Regions from separate parts of the Homo sapiens genome. Here region 2 is linked to region 1. The links are chromatin loops, found by intact Hi-C in ENCODE. Cell type or tissue: lower leg skin. All regions are shown on one strand. Links, peaks and the distances in the headings refer to the core of each region. The heading gives the core; the rest is flanking DNA. Region 1 overlaps RERE (arginine-glutamic acid dipeptide repeats). Region 2 overlaps RERE (arginine-glutamic acid dipeptide repeats).

Region 1 (5,369 bases), core at 106-5,105:
CAGGTAATCTGCCCACCTAAGCCTCCCAAAGTGATGGGATTACAGGTGTGAGCCACCATGCCCGACAAGTTCATTTTTTAAAAGCAGTCCAATGTTGCATCTTATCCTTTTCCCCCTTTAATTTTTATTTCCATTCTACTTCCCCAGGGACTTTATACTAAGATGATACATTTTATGTTTGAAAGTCCAGTGTCCGATTGACCTTTAGTACTTCCCTGCAACAAAAAGTGTGTGTATTGAAATCGGGCATATGGTTATTTCCTTTAATAATAAAGCTCTTAAGTATAGAAGAAATGTTTTTTCAAATTATAATTATTAGAGCACAGTTGATGAAAACAACGAAATAATGTAAATGTTGATATAATTTTCATTTTTGCTTAACATTTATTGGAAATAAATTGTATGGTTTTTTTAAACACGTAAGTGCCCAGAAACCTTGTTTATGTGAGTAAGTAGATGGGAATGATAGTTTTGTTACAGTGTCACTCAGTTATTTGAATTCTTTCCATAATAATGCCAAAAGTATAATTTGTCGTCAGATATGACTTTCCGCAATCTATCAGATGACACTTCCACTAGGACCTCCTTGTGTTTTGTTGAAAGCAGAGAATCAGAAAATGTCTGACTTGTGGAGTCTTTCTCATCCTGACCTCAGAGCTAGGCACTGTGTCAGCACCAGTGTCAATGTTTTAAATTGTCCCCTTGTTCAGTGCCCCTGGGGCAGTGCTGCCTGGTAGCCTTCCAGATGGGAGCGGGGGAGAGGAGGCTGCCTTTGTGAAGTGAGAGGGGGGCAGTGGTGGGGATAGAAGAAGAGAGGCTGCATCCCCTCACAGGAGCGTGTGCCTTCTCAGGCTGATGGATTGTTGGAAAGAGAACATAGGAAAAAAATGTCTTTTGTGTCCATACATCCCATTTTGCGGACTATGGTCTTACACATCTTATATGCCAGGCCCACTTCTGGGCACTGGGAGAGTCAAGGAAACCCACGCCCCCATAGGAGCTGGGCTAGTGGTGTGACGAGGGCTAGCTTAGGAGCTTGGGGCAGGAAACCGGGCTGCATATTGCACTGGAAATTGAATGATGAAAAACTTGCTGTCCTTGCCCTCCAAGGGTTTATCATCTGAGGTCACATAATAAAGCAAAACAGCCCCCCCACCCCCCCGAAAAACAAAAAACCTGCATGAGCTAAAGAAAACCCTCTGCTAGCTCTTGTTATTTAGTGTGTTCATAGAGCAGTTATATTACTCTGGCATACTTTCTATTTTTTTTTTTTGAGATGGAGTCTCCCTCTGTCACCGAGGCTGGAGTGCAGTGGCATGGTCTTGGTTCACTGCAACTTCCGCCTCCTGGGTTCAAGCGATTCTCCTGCCTCAGCCTCCCCAAGTAGGTGGGACTACAGGCATGTACCACCATGCCCAGCTAATTTTTTTTTTTTTTTGTATTTTTAGTAGAGACGAGGTTTCACCATGTTGGCCAGGCTAGTCTCAAACTCGACGTTAGGTGATCCGCCAGCCTCGGCCTCCCAAAGTGCTGGGATTACAGACAGGAGCCACCGTGCCCAGCCTTTTTTTTTTTTTTTTTAGGTGGAGTCTCGCTCTGTCGCCAGGCTGGAGTTCAGTGGCATGATCTCGGCTTACTGCGACCTCTGACTCCCTGGTTCAAGTGATTCTCCTGCCTCAGCCTCCTGAGTAGCTGGGATTACAGGCATGCGCCACCACGCCCAGCTAATTGTTTGTATTTTTAGTAGAGACAGGGTTTCACCATATTGGCCAGGATGGTCTCGATCTCCTAACCTCATGTCCGCCTGCCTCGGCCTCCCAAAGTGCTAGGATTACAGGCATGAGCCGTGCCTGGCCATAAACCATTTTTAGAAGGAGTCAGGCTTTACCAGACTGCCAAAGGGTCCATGGCACAGAAGAGATAAAGAACTGTGCACTCAGTGCTGGCCCCTTCCACATACTACAAATAGTTTCCAGAGTCCAAGATGACAGTTTCAATACAGTGGTTTCATGGAAGGATGCTGCATAGAGTTGGTGTTGGGCACAATGTTACTGGCTTGGTACATGCACCATAGATATTTTGTTTTTGTTTGTTTGAGAGGGAGTTTCACTCTTGTTGCCCAGGCTGGAGTGTAATGGCGCGATCTCAGCTCACTGCAACCTCTGCCTCCCGGGTTGAAGCAATTCTCCTGCCTCAGCCTCCCCAGTAGCTGGGATTACAGGCGTTTGCCACCATGCCCAGCTAATTTTTTGTATTTTTAGTGTAGACGGGGTTTCACTGTGTTGGCCAGGCTGGTCTCAAACTTTTGACCTCAGGTGATCCACCCACCTCGGCCTCCCAAAGTGCTGGGATTACAGGCGTGAGCCACTGTGCCCAGCTCACACCATAGGTATTTTAAATGTTGCATTAGACTCTCAGACCTGTTATTGTCCTGCATTATCCTAAGGATGCTACTATTTCCTGTAATCCCATTTACAGTCAAGTATCAGGGAATCCACCTGGAACCGCCAGGGGGTGTGGTTCCCAAGGGTCATTGACCTTTCTTGCTCCTCCTTTCCATCTGAGGGAGAAAACTTTCATTGCCTCCAGATTGTGTTTCAAAACAATGGAGAATGTTCTTGGTTTTATTACTAAGTAGTCTTGACCTCTAGCTTCGTAGTTATTGATTGGTTTGTTTCTTTAACATCTTGACATTCATTATTTTCTTCCTGGTGTTTTCTTAGGCAGTTGATTCCTCCACACACCAGCTCTCCTGACTTGAAGCTACGGAGATGCATTTAGATCAGGTTTCTTGCATGCTGCTGGCTTTATCTCATTTACAGTATCGCATTTCTGTTGCCATACACTGTAGGATCTGGGCCTCCCCACAGCTTTAGAACAATTAGTAATTGAGCAGGAAGTGTGTTTTTATTACAGTGGCCTTTTGATTTTGATTTTACAATCATGTAGTGTTTAGCAGAGAGCAGAGGTGGGCAAGTGGCTCTCTCAAACACATTTTTGACAGAGAGAAGTCTGTTGTTTCAGCCACTTGGCTATCTGTCAGCGGTTCTCAGACTTCCCCCTTGTGTGGGTTGCCTGGCAACCTGGGGCTGGAGCAATCAAACCGTGGCCAGCGCTTCTCCAGCCCAGACTGGGAGACGATTTACTGGTGGAACTGTAAGTACAGTAAACCCAAGCCTCAGAAATGGACCTTTTTTCTTTTTTAAACCAAGAGTTTATAGAAACCATATCAAGGCAAAAAGAGAGAGAGAGGGAGAATATCAATTAGAGAGTTTTGTTGTAAACATTTTAAATAATAAAATTAGGGCCTGTAATGAGCTTATCATCTATCCAGATATGTATAAGTTAATATTTTTACTTAGTTGGATTATTACCTTTTTTTTTCTTTAACTGTTTTACTGGAACATTCAACATTTTAAAAGTTAGTACTTTTAAACGCTACATTTGAGTACTTGTGATGCTGTCTTTCCACGAAAACCTCAGGCGCAGAGAGTGTTCATGGCTAGCCGGAAGTAAACTGTGAGGCCTTGCTAGAATCAGGCCTTTGAATCAGAGCCCAGCTCTCCTGATGCCTGTGTTCCTGGTTTACTGTAGTGAGCACAAAATGCTGATTGCTCTTTTCCCTATTTTTCAAAATTAGCTGAAAAATCCAGAGACCCATCTATATGGGAAATCCCTATACCTTCTGTTCCGTTTTGCTGTGAACCTGAAATTGCTCTAACAAATAAAGTTTATGAAAACATTTTGAAAATGCAAAGATTCTGCCTTACTATATGCTGTTGTAACAGATGTTTTAGTAGGTCTCCCTCTTCGTATGTATATACATCTTTTTAACTGAAAATTATCCTATATTGATTTTTTTCCTACAGGAGTGAGATCTGGCTGGGCACAGTGGCTCATGCCATAATCCCAACTCTTTGGGAGGCTGAGGCAGCAGGATTGCTTGAAATCAAGAGTTCAAGACCAAGCCTGGGCAACATAGTGAGAACCCCGTCTCTACAAAAAAATATTTTTAAAATTAGCTGGGCATGGTAACTGACACATACCTGTAGTCTGACCTACTTGGGAGGCCGAGCCAGGAGGATCATTTGAGCCCGGAAGCTCCACGTTACAGTGAACTGTGATCATACCACTGTAGCCTAGGTGGCAGAGCAAGACCCTGTCTCTAAAAATAATAATAAATAATAATAAAAGTGAAATCTAACAGCACTTGTTGAGGTTTCTCCTTCATAGCATCTCAAATATCACAAACGAGGATGAAAAGGACTCTATTTCGGGGGACATACTGCATGGGGGTGGGGGGAGCAGAAGTCTCAGCCTGGGTTAGCAGTAATCTGAGCATTTCTTTTTGTAAAATTTTAGAGAAATACTTTGGAACTCAAACTCCCCTCTGCATGCAGCCCATTGTATCCAGCTGTGTATGTAAATGAGCTATTAGTATGTTTGTATTCCTTATAAATATACAGATCTAATCTGTTTGTGTGTGTAATTTACACACAGCTGTGTTCATGCTCCCGTATTACCAATATTGTCAGCAAGAGTGAGGTATCATGGGAGCGCTATTGTTCCAAACAAAAGCCAGCAGCGTAGCCTTGTGGTGGGGCCCATTACCAGCCCCTGATCTTGGGACCCTCCCTTGGGGGACTCTCTTGAAAGTCACAGCCATTCTGCATGGGGATAGCCATCCTGCATGGGGTAGGCGGGAGACCAGAGTGCCTGTAATAGAAAAAAAAAACAATGATCACCTGTTAGACAGGGATCTGCATTATGACTGAGGTTTGGCTTTTGTCATTGAAATGCTTCCTCCACCCCCACCCTGGACTACATTTCCTAAAGGGGTCATTGATTTTCCTTTCTTCTTTGAGATCATTCTTTAAATGAACCGAGTCAAATGAGGAACCCAGTCCCATGTTGTATTGTCAAGAAGGGGAAACAAAATCCAGGAGCCCCTCCTGTATCAGGAGCTGACGGAAGGCCCTGGTGCTGGTCGAGGTCTTCAGTTTCCCTTGTTTGGGAAGTGGGGCAGATCTTAAGAACTTTGGCATTTGGTCGAATTCTTCTAGAAGACAAGTTTTATGTAATTTGAAATAACGGCCCTATGTGGTTTTATTTTAGGAATTTATGATATCGTTGCCCATGATTCTAACAGTATAGTTATTTTGCCTCCCTAATAGAAAACTTGGAGTGCTTTGGATGTTTCAGTATTTTACAAAAAAAGAAGTTAGGATTATTCTAGACCTGTGCTTTCCAATGTGGTAACCACTGGTCTCTTGTGGCTGTTGAGCATCTGCAATGTGCTGGCCCAAGTGTAGATGCACGGTCAGTGTAAAATACACACTGATTTCAAAGACTGAGCAGGAAGAAAAAGA
Region 2 (5,369 bases), core at 213-5,212, 74 kb after region 1:
TCTGGAAAGCAGGAAGTGAAAAGAGCTAGGAGGTTCACAGATCATGACCTTAGGGGCCAGGATGCTCATGCCCGCTGGGACAGTTGTAGCTCGCATTCCTAGACTAGCATGGGGGAGAGGAGCCAGTCAGAAATTCCAATGGCAGTATCTGCATTTCTCCTTATCATTCAGTTACCATCTCATGGAACCGAGGGGTGGGCACATGCACATACGTGTAGGGACATGAGTGTGCTTGTCCCGAGATGGCTCCCTGGCCCTGCTGGCCTGGGGTTATGCTTCATCTGCTAGGTATTGGTGATCAGGAGTAATTTGTTAAGTGTTAAGTGCTTGGGGAGGTTGAGACACGTCCAGTGCTCCAGGAGATACATGTGATGGGCTTTATAGGCCAGTCAGCCCTCCTTCAAGGCATTCCAGCCCTCCTTTAGGGACCGCAGCCGTGGTCCCACTTCTTACAAAAATGCCCAGGCATAAGATGCAGCTGTGGGCAGTCAAGTACTCAAGGCACGGCATCCCCTGCCTTGCGGAAGCCACCCCACCACCTAAAATCTGCCCACCTCTCTTGTCACTGTGTTCTGAGGCCATTTCCTCTGGGGGTGTTTTGGATGAAATCTGGTCTGATGGGTGAGTTTGTCATGTGGCAGCTACATGTCTTTGTTTGGTTTGTCTATTTTAGTCCTTCCAACACTAGTCTTTCCATCCCCCTCTCTCACTTTCCCCTCTCTCTTTTTGCCTCCTCCATTCACAAGACAGTGTTTGATGAGACAAAGTGAGGGTGCAGGTACCTCCAAGACAACTCCCAGCATCTAGTCGCCAAGCTAATAGACTTTCTACAGTGTTGATTTAATTAGAGGGAAACCAAGTGATCTGTGCTCTCTCACTTGGCTGTGTTTGTTTTTTGGGTTTTTTTTTTTTGTTTTTTTTTTTTGTTTTTTTTTTTCAGTTCTAGGTAAAGAGACTTTATCTTGGGATGTTTAAGAAATCGTCTTTTGTGTGTAGGGTGAGATGGCAGCCTGCAGCGCCCTGAGGGCTGGGGGTGCCCAAAGTGCCCTTTCTTTAAAAAGCTTACATTTGCTATATTTCCAAAAAGGTATCTTGCTTTTGTTTCTGCTGGGCCATGAAAAGAAGCCTGACCTTGTGGTGTGTGATATTTCACCTTTGCATCAGCACCACTGTGTGTCTGTCCTCTTGTAGTCTTTCTTTGCCAAGCCCAGTCCTTGCCTCTGGACGTCGTGCCGGCATGTCAGATGTGGGCCTTCAGATGGAGCCAGGTGGAGGCTGTGGAGCAGTTTCCTGAGCATGCGGTCTCTGTTCTTCCCCACCTTCTGTTTGGCCCTGGTTCCTCACCACCTGGGCAGTTTGCTTTGGTTGGTTGGTTGTTTCTGGGGGAGTCTAACTGGCCGGGCATTTCCTTCTCACACCTGTGTGATTTCACTGGCATTACTGTAAAGAAAGCATCGTTGTGTTCACACACATGCACAGACTCACGTGCACACACAGCTAGAATGTAAGCTCCTCGTGGGCAGGAATCTTCTCTCCTTTTCGTCCATTGTGGATGATGTGTACCTCCCATGTGTACAACAGCGGTGGGGTCTGACATAGCAGACACCCAACAAGTACTTGTTCTTGGTGTCTGGAAGTCAAGCTGTGCTGGGCTGAGGAGGCGGGCCCCATTCATGCAGTCCACGGGCAGCTCAGTGGCTGTTTCTTGGGCAAGCCCAGTTCCTCTCCCAACTCCAGGAGCGACTGGTCTTTATTCTCATCTCTGGCACAGCTGTTAAACACCCAGCTTTCCACTGTGGCAGAGAGGGTGCGTGGGGCACGGAAAAGCCCCAGGCCCTCCCCCACAGTCAGCCCTTCTCTTCTGCAGGGGGAGCTGATCACCTTCTATTACTATTGGAAGAAGACCCCCGAAGCAGCCAGCTCCCGAGCCCATCGTAGGCACCGCAGGCAGGCCGTGTTCAGGAGGATTAAGACTCGCACCGCGTCCACACCCGTCAACACACCCTCCAGACCCCCGTCCAGTGAATTCTGTGAGTAGGGGTCTTGGCATCACAGTGGGCGGAGGGGAGACTGTTCACGGGCAGCCTGTCCCACTCTGGGCCCGTAGGAGCTGATGGCTCCGGGAAGCATGAGGGGGTGTGCACCCGTGCTCCAGTGCATGTGTGAAGCCTGACCTAAACATAGACCGATGGTGGGGGCGGGGAGCAGGACAAGGATTCAGGAGGGAGACTTTAAAACATTATTTGTACATTTAAATATTTCTCATAAACTCAACATCATCTTAGGTTTTTACAAAAAATACACGTCTTGGCCTGGGATGTTTTTGGCCTTGTCCTGGGAAGGTTTTCCATTTGACAGATGATGTACTTGATGTCCTGCTTGAATTCTCATTGCACTTTTGGTTGTAAGAAGATCAGATTAACACTTTCTTCTTTTTCCTCCTGCTTCACCAAGATCCTCTTTTTGGTCCCAGTATGATGTACAATCTAATGATGCTGGAGCCCACACCTTCTCACCCCTAAAAAACTGGGGTGTAGCAAAAGTGCCTTATAGCTCTGTCCTGGCCCGGGACGCTGAACCTGAGGGGCGCCGGTGTTGCGCATGCAGGCGACTAGAAATCACCTAGCAGGACGGGTTGGGGGCGCTCGGTGAAGTTGGAATTTCTCAGGATTGCCTGGGCGTATTAGGGAGGGAGGCAGCATGGACGCGCTTGTCCCAGTTCAGACTCACCCGTTACGGGCATCAGTGGCAGGGCAGGCCCTTGGGTATGGCGCCTCACACACAGGCCCTCTGTCCTGGTGACTGACACTGAGGAGCTCGAAGTGGTCCTTTGCAGACACTGTCCTACCTCAGCCTGTGCACCCAGCCGCTCTGACTGGTGGCCAGAACCTGCAGTAGGCCAGAGGTCACAGGTGTTCCCCCCTCCCCCCCACCCCACCGGCCCAGCCTTGGCTGAGCATGATGGTGTCTCCCCCACCCCCACTATGTGCCTGCCACGCCCAGTGGACCTAAGTTCAGCCAGTGAAGATGACTTCGACAGTGAGGACAGTGAGCAGGAGCTGAAGGGGTACGCCTGCCGCCACTGCTTCACCACCAGTAAGTGGCCTCGTCACGCTCCTGGGGCGGGGCGGGGGCACAAGCACTTCCATGTTCTGAACATTTCATGCATCCAGCTGGAAACCTGCCAGGGACAGTACTTGATTTGACATTTGCATTGTGCTTCGGGATTCGAGAAAGTTAGAAATGTTTAGTTTACTTTACTCCTCTGCTTGGCAGTCGGTATGGAATACTGACTGGTAGGCAGGACAGATTGAGTGGGATTGGGGGGTTGACACTGTAGTTCCCAGGAGCTTGCTGCCAGCTTTTCCTGGGCACCCCAAGTTGAAGTGGGCAGCAGATGCCCCTGAAACCCTCTCCTGGCCTTGGGGGAGCAGGGCAGCACTAGCCCTGGGGTGTTGGGGCCCAGGGCTGCATGGTGCTGGTGGCATCAGGTTTGGGTAGAGCCCACAGAAGGGCCCCTCTGCCCAGACATCCCCAGGGAGAGGGATGGTTTCCAAGGTTGGCCCCCACCACTTCCCTCACACAGCCTCCAAAGATTGGCACCACGGAGGCCGGGAGAACATCCTGCTTTGCACCGACTGTCGCATCCACTTCAAGAAATACGGTGAGCTCCCGCCCATTGAGAAGCCCGTGGACCCGCCACCGTTTATGTTCAAACCCGTCAAGGAAGAGGATGATGGGCTCAGTGGGAAGCATAGCATGAGGACACGGCGGAGTCGGGGCTCGGTGAGTCCCCTGGGGCCATGGGGCTCCTGGCAACTTCTTCAGTTTCCTGGGATGTGTGGGGGCTTGAGCCTCCCAGGGGGAGGAAGCGAAAGTCTTGTTTACCAGACAAAGTCCTGGAGGGGAGCTGCTTTGCCCGAGGCGGTAGCTTGCCTGTGGGCTGGGAAGAGTTCTCTGTTCTCTCCTTCGAGGGGCCCCAGGGTGGCATCCTGCTCTGGGTTTTGTAGCAAGCTCTTAGCTTCTGGCTCAGTGCAGGCTCTCCAAGGCCCCTCTTGCTCTCCAAGGCTGCTGCTTGTGGTGTCACTTCCATTGTATCAAATCTCTGCTATTTTAAACTTGCAGGCTCTTTTGTGTTAGTGTGTTTGTGATTTTTTTTAAATGTTTGATCCCGTTTTGGAAACTTCCGATACATTTTTCTGCTCACTGCATAGCTCCTCCCATAAAGAGACTTTGTTTCCTAGGTTGGAAATGTGCCAGGGACTTTGGGAGAGGCTTTTTCCAGGTTTGGGGCTGAGGGTACTGACAGGGTCTTTCCCTTCAGCCTCCCTTATGGCCCCTTCTGGCAGGTGGGTGGGACCATCCACTTTCCTCTGCCCCTTGTATGCCGTTGAGGCTGCTGGCAGCCCGGCCCCCGCTCACTCAGAAGGGAGCAGGTCAACCAGCCAGAACCATTGTCTCCTGATCTCTTCTGAGCCCTCATGGCTTTGCAGAAACATGCTGAAGCGCTTGGCGGCTTGGGGAGCTGAGCTGCTTTACTTGACAGCTTCATCTCTTTGGGTCACTTCCTGTCCTGTCAGATTAAATCCACAAGTGTTTGATTTCATTTGGTTTGGTTGGGAGAATGGACGGTTATGAGGAATAAACAGAAAGGGTGTAGGGTGCTTTAAAGATGGCCCCAGGCGACTTTCTGCCGCTCAGAAAGTGTGGTTCATTTCCAGCACACGTTGTTCAGGACAGTCCCTTGGGATGAGTGCTTTAGGTTTGAGAACCGCCCTCTGGCGTGAGCCCACTGATTTCCCCACCTCTTCCCTGAGCTCCACACCGACCTTCATGCAGCCAGGGACAGGCAGGGCGGCCTGTTGTTTGCCAAGGTCTGGGATTTGCTGAGAGGCTGATAGGGTGTGCCTTCAGGCTTCTGCCTGTGGGTTGGGCTCAGGTGGGTCCACATGGGGACTGGGAATCTGGTGTCACCAGTCTTCGGTTTGGGTGGGCAGATGTCGACACTACGCAGTGGTCGGAAGAAGCAGCCAGCCAGCCCTGATGGTCGCACCTCACCCATCAATGAAGACATCCGCTCCAGCGGCCGGAACTCCCCCAGCGCTGCCAGTACCTCCAGCAATGACAGTAAAGCAGAGACAGTGAAGAAGTCGGCCAAGGTCAGGTGCTGGGGGGATAGTAGGGCCTACTCTGTCCCTCCCTCACATTAAAACTGGTTTGCTGGTATTCGTGATCAGCTCCCTCAGACACGAGGATGCAGCTCATTCATGGAGCCTGTCTGGACACCAGCATTGTCCTGGCCTAGGGGCTGCAGACCGAAGGCTGGGGGCCTAGAGAAGGGGGCTCGAGCACCAACTCTTGGGGGCCAC

The links. Hi-C counts contacts between places; a loop is a spot of excess contacts. Peaks named below come from ENCODE experiments on the same cell type or tissue, not always from the same donor. Only the 100,000 strongest peaks of a DNase experiment are listed, where the experiment ranks them.
Region 2: it touches region 1 in a loop (3-fold over the local background); 2 of 110 quality-filtered maps call a loop at or near these places.

What each region holds. Positions count from the first base shown.
Region 1 is chr1:8,436,801-8,442,169 of GRCh38, reverse strand. The region is part of intron 11 of RERE (arginine-glutamic acid dipeptide repeats); the gene reads left to right. Among named protein-coding and RNA genes, the nearest start is that of RERE-AS1, 15 kb to the right of the region's middle. In lower leg skin, for the core only: no CTCF peak of the experiment used is centred there; a DNase peak (open chromatin) is centred at 3,074.
Region 2 is chr1:8,362,473-8,367,841 of GRCh38, reverse strand. RERE (arginine-glutamic acid dipeptide repeats) reads left to right here. Exons shown (of 23, transcript NM_001042681.2): 13 at 1,868-2,030; 14 at 3,004-3,096; 15 at 3,587-3,786; 16 at 4,998-5,159. Among named protein-coding and RNA genes, the nearest start is that of SLC45A1, 47 kb to the right of the region's middle. RefSeq lists enhancers at 1-385, 2,211-3,181 and a silencer at 333-502. In lower leg skin, for the core only: no CTCF peak of the experiment used is centred there; DNase peaks (open chromatin) are centred at 3,129 and 3,751.